Linked DNA regions of Homo sapiens: region 1 is linked to region 2. A link is a loop called in an ENCODE intact Hi-C map of the cell type or tissue named here. Cell type or tissue: endothelial cell of umbilical vein. All regions are shown on one strand. Each heading gives the region's core, and the rest is flanking DNA. Links, peaks and the distances in the headings are about the cores only.

What was found. Hi-C counts contacts between places; a loop is a spot of excess contacts. Peaks named below come from ENCODE experiments on the same cell type or tissue, not always from the same donor. Only the 100,000 strongest peaks of a DNase experiment are listed, where the experiment ranks them.
Region 1: a loop joins it to region 2, with 9 times the contacts of the local background. A loop is called at or near these places in 1 of 110 quality-filtered maps.

The regions. Positions count from the first base shown.
Region 1 is chr15:39,138,005-39,143,389 of GRCh38, reverse strand. All of the region lies in intron 1 of LOC105370777 (a long non-coding RNA gene), which reads left to right. Among named protein-coding and RNA genes, the nearest start is that of LINC02915, 110 kb to the left of the region's middle. In endothelial cell of umbilical vein, for the core only: no CTCF peak of the experiment used is centred there; a DNase peak (open chromatin) is centred at 3,179; H3K27ac peaks cover 3,695 bases.
Region 2 is chr15:38,841,538-38,846,922 of GRCh38, reverse strand. No RefSeq gene overlaps it. Among named protein-coding and RNA genes, the nearest start is that of LINC02694, 150 kb to the right of the region's middle. In endothelial cell of umbilical vein, for the core only: no CTCF peak of the experiment used is centred there; DNase peaks (open chromatin) are centred at 2,542 and 3,822; H3K27ac peaks cover 4,287 bases.

The DNA of each region.
Region 1 (5,385 bases), core at 295-5,294, 300 kb before region 2:
AGAGCTTAGTTTCTATATTTACCTGTCTGACATAAAACATACAGATGTAACCACTACAAAAAATGGCTCAAATATGATAGAAGTTAATATTTCACTCAAGTGAAATAAAAAACAAGAGTTTTCAATTGATGGAAGGCTCTTTTTCAGATAGTGACTTGAGACCTTGGCTCTTTCTATCTATCTTGTGACCTGTCCCACTTTAGCCATGACCTCCAAGGTCACGGTGTTCATCTTTGTCACACTGGAGGGGAATGTGCTTGACGGTCACAATTCTATTAATTGGAATTCAGTTGTAGCCTACCTGTGGGCCTTCAAAGAAAAGGACCATTTTGGCGGACACAAAGCAGTCTCTTACATAGTCTGCTCTTCTCGTTCACCATACACCAACTCTTCCCATACATAAAACACACTCATTCTTGTCCCAAGGGAGACAACACAAAGCTCTGTCCTGCTGCTGCATCCAGTTCAAAGTCCATTCTTGCATTGCTATAAAGAAATACCTGAAACTGGGTAACTTATAATAAAAAGAGATCTAACTGGCTCACAATTGCACAGGCTGTACAGGAAGTATAGTAGCTTCTGCTTCTGGGAAGGCCTCAGGAAACTGACAATCATGGTGGAAAGTGAAGGGGGAGTAGATACATCTTACATGGCTGGCAGAGCAGGAGGAAGGAGGGGGAGAACTCACTGTCACCACAACAGTACCAAGAGGTCTGGTGTTAAACCATGAGAAATCTCCCCCATGATTTAGTCACCTCCCACCAGGTCCCATCTTCAATGCTGAGAATTACAATTACATGAGAGTTGGGTGGGAACACAGATCCAAACCATATCACTTCTGAATCATGGAGATTTCATTTGTTTGTTTGTTTGTAGACAAGGTCTCACTCTTTTGCCCAACCTGGAGTGCAGTGGTACCATCATAGCTCACTGCATCCTTGAATTCCTGGGTTCCGGAAACTCTCCTGCCTCAGCTTCCCAAGTAGCTAGGACACAGGTACATGCCATCATGCCAGCTAACTTTTTATTTGTAGAGATGGGGGGGGTCTTGCTTTGTCTCCCAGGTTGGTCTTGAACTCCTGGGCTCAGATGCTCTTCCCACCTCAGCCTCCCAAAGAGCTGGGATTACAGGTGTGGGCCACCCCACCCAGTCCGCAGAGTTATTTTTGATACAAGAACAATGGTTTTCATTGGTAGATTTAAGTGTATAACAATTTGAGTCAATTATTTGACATCATATGGGCAAATTGTAAGTTTCTACCGATTGAGTTGGAGTTTTGCTAATGATAGCTTCAATGTGGTGTTTGTATCTTTACCACAGGAACTTAGACATTAATCCACCCTTTCCTTCATATTACCATCTCAGTGCCACTCCGCACATCCCAATTCCAACCGCTGGGTCATGGCAACCTCTAGAAGTCAGGACTAAGCATAGAATAAAACCTTGTCTCAAAGTCTTTTGTTTTCGTTTATTTGTTTTTTAAAGCAGTGCTTTGCCCTTTGGGAAGTATGTATGCGAAAGGCAGGGCAAAAACCAGCAATCCTTGCTTAAGAAGTAGGGGTATTTGCTCTGCCTCTGGTTTCCAGTGTCTGTTCTTCAGAGGCCTGGGCAGCTTCTCCTGAAGCTGAACACCATCTCCTAATGCCAACACCCAGAGCTTCTCTTTTCTCACCATAGCCAGCCCATAACATGTGAATGAGAGCAAGAGTATCCCAAATGAAAACAAATATATTCAAATCACTGCTTCAGGAGTGCACCCGAATCCTCTACTTTCTCTATACAGAGCTGGTTAAATATTACACTCTTTGAACTTCATCTGCAAAATAATGATCATCTCCTTCACATGTTTGCAGTAAAAAGTAAACAGTAAATATCTGAAAATGTAGAGCCCAGTGCCTAACTGGTAATAAGTAATCAATTCATGATCATTTCTAACTTTTCTTACTTCAGCTTCTTTTCAATTCCAATACCCCTGTGCACCCCCCGCTCTGCCCACCCACCCACACCTTGTCTGTGGCTTTCAGTGTCCTGATTGCCAGGTCAGGCTGCTGACCTTAGACAGGCTTTCCCACTCTCTCCTGCTGCGCCAGCACTTCTCAGCCCCAGCTGGAGAGGTTTTAGAACCATCTTTCCCCTCAGTGTTCTGCCAGCTTGCCCCACGACTGCCTAGTTCCATCTAGCCCCAGCCCATTTTTGTTTTATGCTTGTGGCTATTGGTAGCAAAAAATCAGTGGCTACACTAGCTGGAGACTGTCAAGGCCAGCTCGAGGAACCAAGAGCAGACTGGGATCTGGAGAGTACATGTGAGTGTGTATGTGTGATGTGTGATGTGTGTGTGTGTGTGTGTGTGTATGTGTGAAAGAGAAGTTGGGTGAGAGTGAAGGTGTGCAAGCAAATGTGACTAAAAGTATTATACAATGTGTTAGTAAGAAGTTTGAATGTAGTAATACATAAGGCAGAGGATGAACAGGTGTGAATGATACAGAAGAAGGGACATAAAGAGAAGCCAGTGGGATATGTCATCGAATTAAGTTGAAAAAAGGAGAAAAATGTTTGTAGGAATGTAGTGGGGAAGGAAAAAATAGTATTAAAATATATGGAGTTATATGTGAAAACACGTATGTGTGTGTGTATGTATATATGTGTAAATTTTATAAAATTAAGTCATGAAAAATAGATTGCTTGTTCCGAAGCTTAGTAAGTTAGGGGTCAATTCAGGAAAAATCCGTACTGTTATATATGCAACTCTCCTTTTCTAGGGGATAAATGTAGCCCCAGTTAAACAATCTATATATAGAAAAGACCAGCACCCTTAAGAGAGGAAGGCTTGATTCATGAGTAACGATGGCCAGTGTCCATTCCAGGAAAGCCAGCATCTGCTCTTAACCACAATCCCTTAAGGCTGGATGCCATAGCCATATATGGAGTGCTATAGGGAAAGGAAGGGAGTCTCTTTCTGGAGTCCCCACAGATGCTGTAAGTGGCATCCAGCCTATCTTCAAGTCAGCTCAAATTCAGAGGAAAGGGGTTCTGTTTTGATAGGGACCAACTAGACCCAACAGAAGGAAACAGACACATGAGCACAGGCCAACTTGCTGAAGGAACATTGCTTGGTTTCCTTTTTCTGTAGAAAGGAGCCAGTGTTCTGTGGTGTGCTGCCTTCTGTGTCTCAGAAGGTATGTTGTTTTCTGATCCTAACTCTGTTATCATCCTGTTTGCACTTGGTGACTCACAACAGATGCTCTGGCTTTCCCACAGCTGTGCTCTTATCACTGCAGGGCGAGCAGAGCAGCAGTCACATCTGCGTGGTCCTGACCTTACCCTCCTGGGGCTGCTCCTATGCCAGCCATTCCCAGTTTAGAGGGGCTGTAATAGCGTTTCCATGGTACTGAAGACAATTCACAGGAAAATAGTTTATTTGAATAGCAAATGCTTTGACCAGGTTCTGGACTGTGGAAAGCCCCTAGTACAGTGACAACATTAACCACACAAACAACAAGTATTAGTACTATTACTATTACATTATTATTACTATACAGGGAAATGAACCAACACCACCATGAATCAAACATTTTCCTGGAATTTTAGCATCTGATTTGGAAACATATTTCTTATTAGTTGACAAAAGACAAAAGGAAACTTCAGTAATATCTCTATAGCCTTATAAAAAATGAATGCAGAAATATGTTTGAATGTCCTGCTATCCAATTTTCCTCATGGTATGCAACAACGCCACTGTGGCAAATATTAGAGGAGAGAAAGCAGAAAGTAGCTCCAAGGCAAATTCCAGCCAAGGGCCATTTTATCATATCTTTTTCTCTGTGTCACTTTGGGTTTTGGGAAATCTTTTTTTTTTTTTTTTGATTTTTTTTTTTAATTATACTTTAAGTTTTAGGGTACAAGTTGTATATCCAAAAGAGATTTTGAAGGGTTAACAGTGTCATTGATTAATCACCCTTAATGTTCAGTTGTCTCACAATCCCAAGGCATTATGAAACCTCTTGTAAGTAAATAAATTGTCATTTTATTTTAATGGTTTTGAGACAATTGTAGACTCACAAGCTATTGTAAGAAATAATATAAAGAATTTCCACATTCCCTTTACCTAGTTTGCCCCAACTCGCAAAAGTTCTGTGCAAAACCACAATTAAATATCAACCAGGATATTGGCATTGACACAACCCATTGATCTTATCTAGATATTCAGACTTCCCTAGCTTACCTATACTCATACTCATTTGTATATTTACTCCTATGTAATTCTATCACATGCATAGGTTTGTGTCTCTATCACTTGAGTCAAGATACAGGACAGTTCCTTTACCAGAAGGATCTCTTTTACATTGCTCAAATCAAAAGAACATTTCTCATTGAGTGGTACAAGGGAATACCTGTAATTGAGGAATTAAAAAAGAGTGAGGAAAAAACTCACACCTTGACCTTGTAAATCAGTGATTATTATGCTTAGGTAGAACATTTAATCAAACAGTTCTTTTTCTTCACCTTTAATTCACTTAGCAATCATTTTGGAGGGAGTGTGCTAGACATTAAAAAAAATTATTAACACACATGGTTCTGGCCAGGCATGGTGGTTCATGCATATAATCCAGCACTTTGGGAGGCCAAGGTGGAAAGATCCCTTGAGTCTCAGAATTTGAGACCAGCCTTGGCAACATAGTGAGGCCCCCATCTCTACAGAAAATAAAAAAAAATTAGCTGGGCATGATGACACACACCTGTAGTCCCAGTTACTTGGGAAGCTGAGGTGGGAAGGACTGCTTGAGCACAGGAGTTTGAGGCTGCAGTGAGCCACGATTGCACTACTGCACTTCAGCCTGGGCAACAGAGTGAGACCTTGTCTTAAAAGTAAATAAGTAAAGACACGTGGTCCTTCAAAGAGAGAGGTATAAACAACCAATGGTATTTTGATAAATACTTTAATGGAAGAATGTACAAAGAACCAGGAGAAACAATATTCATTTGACTAACATTTGTAGTCAACTAACACCAGTAGAAACAATAGTCAGTCAACTAACATTTGTAAAAAGTTGGGACAGATTTATCCTAGCACATTGCTTTTCTGGCAGGGACGATGTTCCTTTCGCTCTCTACACAATTCTTATCAAATCTCAATGGAGACCAAACACACACAGAGGAATGTAAAAAGCTGGAAAAAGGTCACGAATATACCCCCAAACCTCTTTGGATTGAAATGATTTTCAAAGGGTGAAGACTATGAAATTGTTCAGCAAGGACCCCACTAATAAGTCTGTCACACTTAGGGAATTTTTGCATTTTTATCTCCAGCACTTTCATAAACCTATCAAATTAGTCAGAACACACATGGTTAGATACCATTGAATTAAAAGAATGAATGCTGCTTT
Region 2 (5,385 bases), core at 320-5,319:
TAAGAGTGAGTCTCCGTCTCAAAAAAAAAAAAAAAAAAAAAAAAAAAAATCTGCCACCAGTATACACTGAATCCTTCTTGAAAACCTGGGACAATTATATAAGTCAGCTTGGAAATCCAGTACTTTGTACTCTTACACACACTGACGATGGCTTTTTCTTGCTTTTTTCCACCCCTAATTTTAATTGTTTATTGATTCCAATAATTATTTTCTAGGCAACATTTCACTTTCTAAATGGCTGGCTACAGGAAGGTCTTTTGCTGTTGAAATGTTTGGAACAAGAGACTGGTTCTTTGAGGTAATTGTGTATGCATATTTTATGAAAGCTGTTATCAGCTACTCATCCACGACTGTGAAACAGTCTTCCTTCTTTTTATAGAGCTGAAAAAAGATGAGAATAGATGGTTTTCTGTTGCAGCTAGGGTGAGTGTTCATGGAATTCACTTCTTCCACCCCCTGCTGATGCACTTAGTGTTTATCTTCTGTCACATACAGGACCCAAAACAGAACTTTTGTTCACAAGGAGCACGGGTAGAATTAGATGGTGAAAACACTTTTCAACTCTTTCAAAGCTATAACTTTAATAATATTGTAAATAGGCTGGGCACGATGGCTCACACCTGTAATCCCAGCACTTTGGGAAGCCAAGGTGGGAGGATTGCTTCAGCCCAGGAATATTGAGGCCAGGCTGGGCAACATGGCGAGACCCTGTCTCTACAAAAGATGAAAAATTAGCCAGGGGTGGTGGCATGTGCCTGTACTCCCAGCCACTCAGGATGCCAAGGTGGGAGAATCGCCTAAGCCTTGGAGGTTAAGGCTTCAGTGAGCCATGATTGCTTCACTGCATTCCAGCCTGAGTAACAGCGCAAGACCCTGCCTCAAAAAAACAAAAAAACAAAAAAACAAAAAAAAAAGAAAGAAAGAAAGAAAAAGAAAGAAAAGAAAAGAAAAAAAAAGACACTGATTCCTAGGTAAATTATGGAATTTATCTCAAATTAAACTTTGGTTCAGTTCAAGTCCAAATAGAATTGTTTTGCCTCCTTCCCACTAATACAATTTGAGACCCTGAAATACTCAAAGGATTGCCTTTGATGGCATCCTGAGATTTTATCTGGGGCAAAATGGTAATTTTTTCTGTTTAAGGTTGCTGATTTTGTGAAGCTTTTTAAACTGCATTTTGTTTCCCATTCGTTTTCAATTTACTTTCAGTACACTTTGGTATCTGTGGAGGTCCTAATACCTTTTGAGTGGGCATGTAATTATAGTGTAGTAGAAGGCAATAGTGGGTCACAGCTGACAGAGCAGGCTCCTGCCAAAACTAATTTTCATTGATAGGATTCCTACAACTGAATCAAACATAGGAAGCCCATATCAATCAGAGTGAACTACTGTAGAGTTCTACCCAAACCATTTTAGCTTCTCTGGGCTCCATTTTTTTTGCAGAATAGAGACATTGGCTGAGATTATCTCCTTCCTGCTGCCTCCCAGAAGGTTAATGCCAGGAGGTCCAGGATACATCTCATGATTTAATTATCAGATCCCCTTTCTTTAGAATTTCCTCTTGAGCTGCCCAAGTCTTATTATTGATTTTTGGGAGTACCTGGGACTACAGGCTTATGCCATCATGCCTGGCTAATTTTTAAATTTTTTGTAGAGATAGGGTCTCACCATGCTGCCCAGGCTGGTCTCAAACTCCTGGGCTCAAGCAGCCCTCCTACCTCAGCTTCCCAAAGTGCTGGGGTTACAGGCATGAGCCACCACGCCAGGCCTATTTTTCTGTATAAACTGAGTATGTATTTAAGATTTTTATGCATATTTTGAAAGTTTTACATTGCTGGTCAAAGTTAAAAAAGTATTCTTTTGTAGGCTGATAGTTTACTTAAAACATATTTGAGAAAGCTTTTGGTTTCTATTTCCAGTTGCTCAAACCATGTTTCGGAATTTCTAAATCATGTACATTTGCTTTTGTTCTTTTTGTTCTCACCCCTTATCAGGCAGCAGTGTTTAATAATCCATAGGCTATAGACCTCTGCAGGACTCTCTGGAATCTTAGCCACTTTGGATTTCCTTATAGCAGTGACATCATTTCTATTGCTAATTCTATGCCAATGCCCCTTTGGGGAATGCATTTATTCCTAAAATACACTGTCATAAAATTAAATGACTATATCAATTGCCAACAATATATTTTATACAAATGACATTTTGTTCCCAAAAATAAATCACTATGGGAAAGATACCTCACAAATCATGTTTTGTGAGGCTCTAAGTTTCAATTCTAACAACATCCTCACCCCTCCCCATTTACAGTAATCTGCCTTAGAGATTCGTAGCTTATCCAATTAATAAGCTTTCTCATCAAAATCTGGCATTTAACTGACATGAGCTTTCTTTACCAATTTTATCCTGTGTCTGTGTGTATACTCTGTTTGGAGGAATGTGCATTTGAATGGAGGCTGAGGCAGAGATGGAGGGGGAAGGATGTGCAGGATTATCAGTGGCATGCCTTGTGTGTGAGTGAGCCTGGATGTGCCTGCAATGGAATTTCCTCTGGTCGTTAATCATGAACATATTTATTACTTGAACCTTGTTTTTCCCCTGATGTGTGTGTTAAATCATATATTTTCCATCCTAACATAAGTAATTAAGTTTTGAGTTATTTATATATCCCTATTTTACTTCCTCATTGCAAAGGGTAAGTGAAACAGAATGAACTCACAAGTTAACACAATTGTATTAAGGCAATGCACTCAGTGGCAAAACTAAAAACTGAAACGGAAAAGCTTGCTTTCAGTGTCTCCTTCTTAGATTATTTAAAACGTAGAAAAAATCAAGCAATATACACCAATATAAGAGCCAATTCCATAAAGTATTAGTGACAATAAATCTCCTACAGACAGAAACTTTGTAAGAGGTTCAAAATAGACACAGTAAGAGTAAGTATGACTGGGCATAATGGCTCACACCTGTAATCCCAACGCTTTGGGAAGCCAAGGCGAGCAGATCACGAGGTCAGGATATCGAAACCATCCCGGCCAACGTGGTGAAACCCTATCTCTACTACAAATACAAAAATTAGCTGGGTGTGGTGGCATGTGCCTATAATCCCAGCTACTCAGGAGGCTGAGGCAGGAGAATCTCTTGAACCCGGGAGGCAGAGATTGCAGTGAGCTGAGATCATGCCACTATACTCCAGCCTGGAGACAGAGAGAGACTCCATCTCAAAAAAAAAAAAAAAAAAAAAAAAAAGATTAAGTGCATGTCCCAAATCAATCCATGACACAAAACAATGCATCCCACTACCATCCTTTTCCAAACACAAGACTATTTCTGTATTTTTTGGTTACATTGCTTCTATGCTAACATGAATTAAAAAGAGCTTGGTTTTGTTCTGCCTCACAAATTGTAATGCTGTTTGCATTTCTCACTGTGCTACAATGAAACTTTATTGCCACCCGCTAATCCCTGGAATCTCTGTATCCAGAGTGTAGAAGTAATGAAGATACAAATAACCAAACCACTAAAACCCTAGACGGCAACTCAAGAATTTGGCAGTGTTTCATTTTTAATTGCAATTATTATTTTGTTTCTTGAATCTTTATTGTGGTTCCATCGCTTTAGAGACACCCAGCTACCCTCTACAACAGTTTTCCAATGTGAAACTAATCTAGCCACTGCCAGATGGTATGGCTTATGCTTTTTTCCCTCCTGGAGAGAAGAATTTGAGATTATATGCTATTGGAAAAACATGATTGTTGTTATTCCAAAATGTGCAAGTCATGGTGTATATTCCTCCAGAAATGTTTGTACCAGTCCATGGCTTCAACCCAGAATCCCTCCTACCAGCCTGAAAGACCAAGTTGGAAAGTTATTTAGGACTTTAGAGACATATGCTCAACTTTGCATCTCATTCTCAACTTGACCTGTGGTCAGTTTTGAAATTTAACCTACTTTTTAAACATTTAGTTTAGGGACTAAGACAAAAAAGCTCAATAGGGTTAGGTAAAGTGCTTAAATAATGGGGATGATTTTTCTTGATGAGGGAAGCTATCTTCAAGGCTGCAAAGAGGGTTAGGACAAGGATGGTAGCCACAAGTTGTGTATTTTATTTGAGCATGAGCCAAAATAAACTTATTAACTGTTAGCTGAAAGCAGGCTAGAAATAAGACATTTCTTACTTTATATTTTTAAGCTTTTAATTGTATTAAAAATAAATTTCTCTTTCAATATTAAAAAAGAATAGATAGAACTAAATAGAAAATAAACAGCTATGTCAACTTAAGACAAATTAAAGGACTTTTCAAAGTTCTCTTTGTGCAGTCCTAAGAATGCTCAGTCTATTACTAGTGCAAAGAATTTCAGAAACAAGTCACCATCATGAGCTGACAGGAAAATAAATTCAGGCTCATTCTTGAAATCCAGGATTACAAGGCACTTCACTCTCAGATTGGGCCCCCCAGTTTCCATCACACCACAGCTGGGTGGCAAAAGGTCAACATACAGCCATTTTTAGGACTAAAAGATACTGAGCCCTTGAAAATTGCAGACTATTTACTGTTGTCCCACAGTAATTGTGGAAGAGTCTTGGAAGCTCTTCTGAGAAATCCAGTGTAGTAAGAATGGAGAGAGAAAACGACAATATGAATAAAGGAAATCTAAGAGGGTTACAGGAACTAAAGAAATGACAGGAGTTCCTCCTCCCTTGCAGCAGGGGCTACAAATAGCCAGCTTCTATGGTACTCATTGACAAGACCTCAGACTTTTGAACGATCATTCAGCAGCTTTGTTCTGTTCAACAGACACTGATAAATGTTCCATGCACTGCACTAGGTTCTGGGGATACAATAATGCAATACATACAGAATCTCTCCTGACATGACTTAAGCTCTGAAGGAGGCCACAGATGGGTAAACCAGTAATTTCAATAAATCATTCTTCCCCTTCTCTCTTCACCTGGATGAGTGCAGCTCAGCCCTCCAGGGGAGCTTATATGACTCCTCCATGGTAGAAAGCCTCCTCAACTTACCCAGCTGGCTCGGTGTTCACGGTTGTGTTTCACAACGCTTTTCACATTTGTCATTTAGGAACATGTTTGTGTAGGCCGGGCGTGGTGGCTCACACCTGTAATCCTAGCACTTTGGGAGGCCAAGGTGGGCTCATCACGAGGTCAGGAGATCGAGACCATCCTGGCTAACAAGGTGAAACCCCCATCTCTGGTAAAAATACAAAAAGAAAAAATAGCCAGGTGTGGTGGTGGGCACCTGTAGTCCCAGCTACTTGGGAGGCTGAGGCAGGAGAATGGCATGAACCCAAGAGGCGGAGCTTGCAGTGAGCCGAGATCATGCCACTGCACTCCAGCCTGGGTGACAGAGTGAGACTCCATCT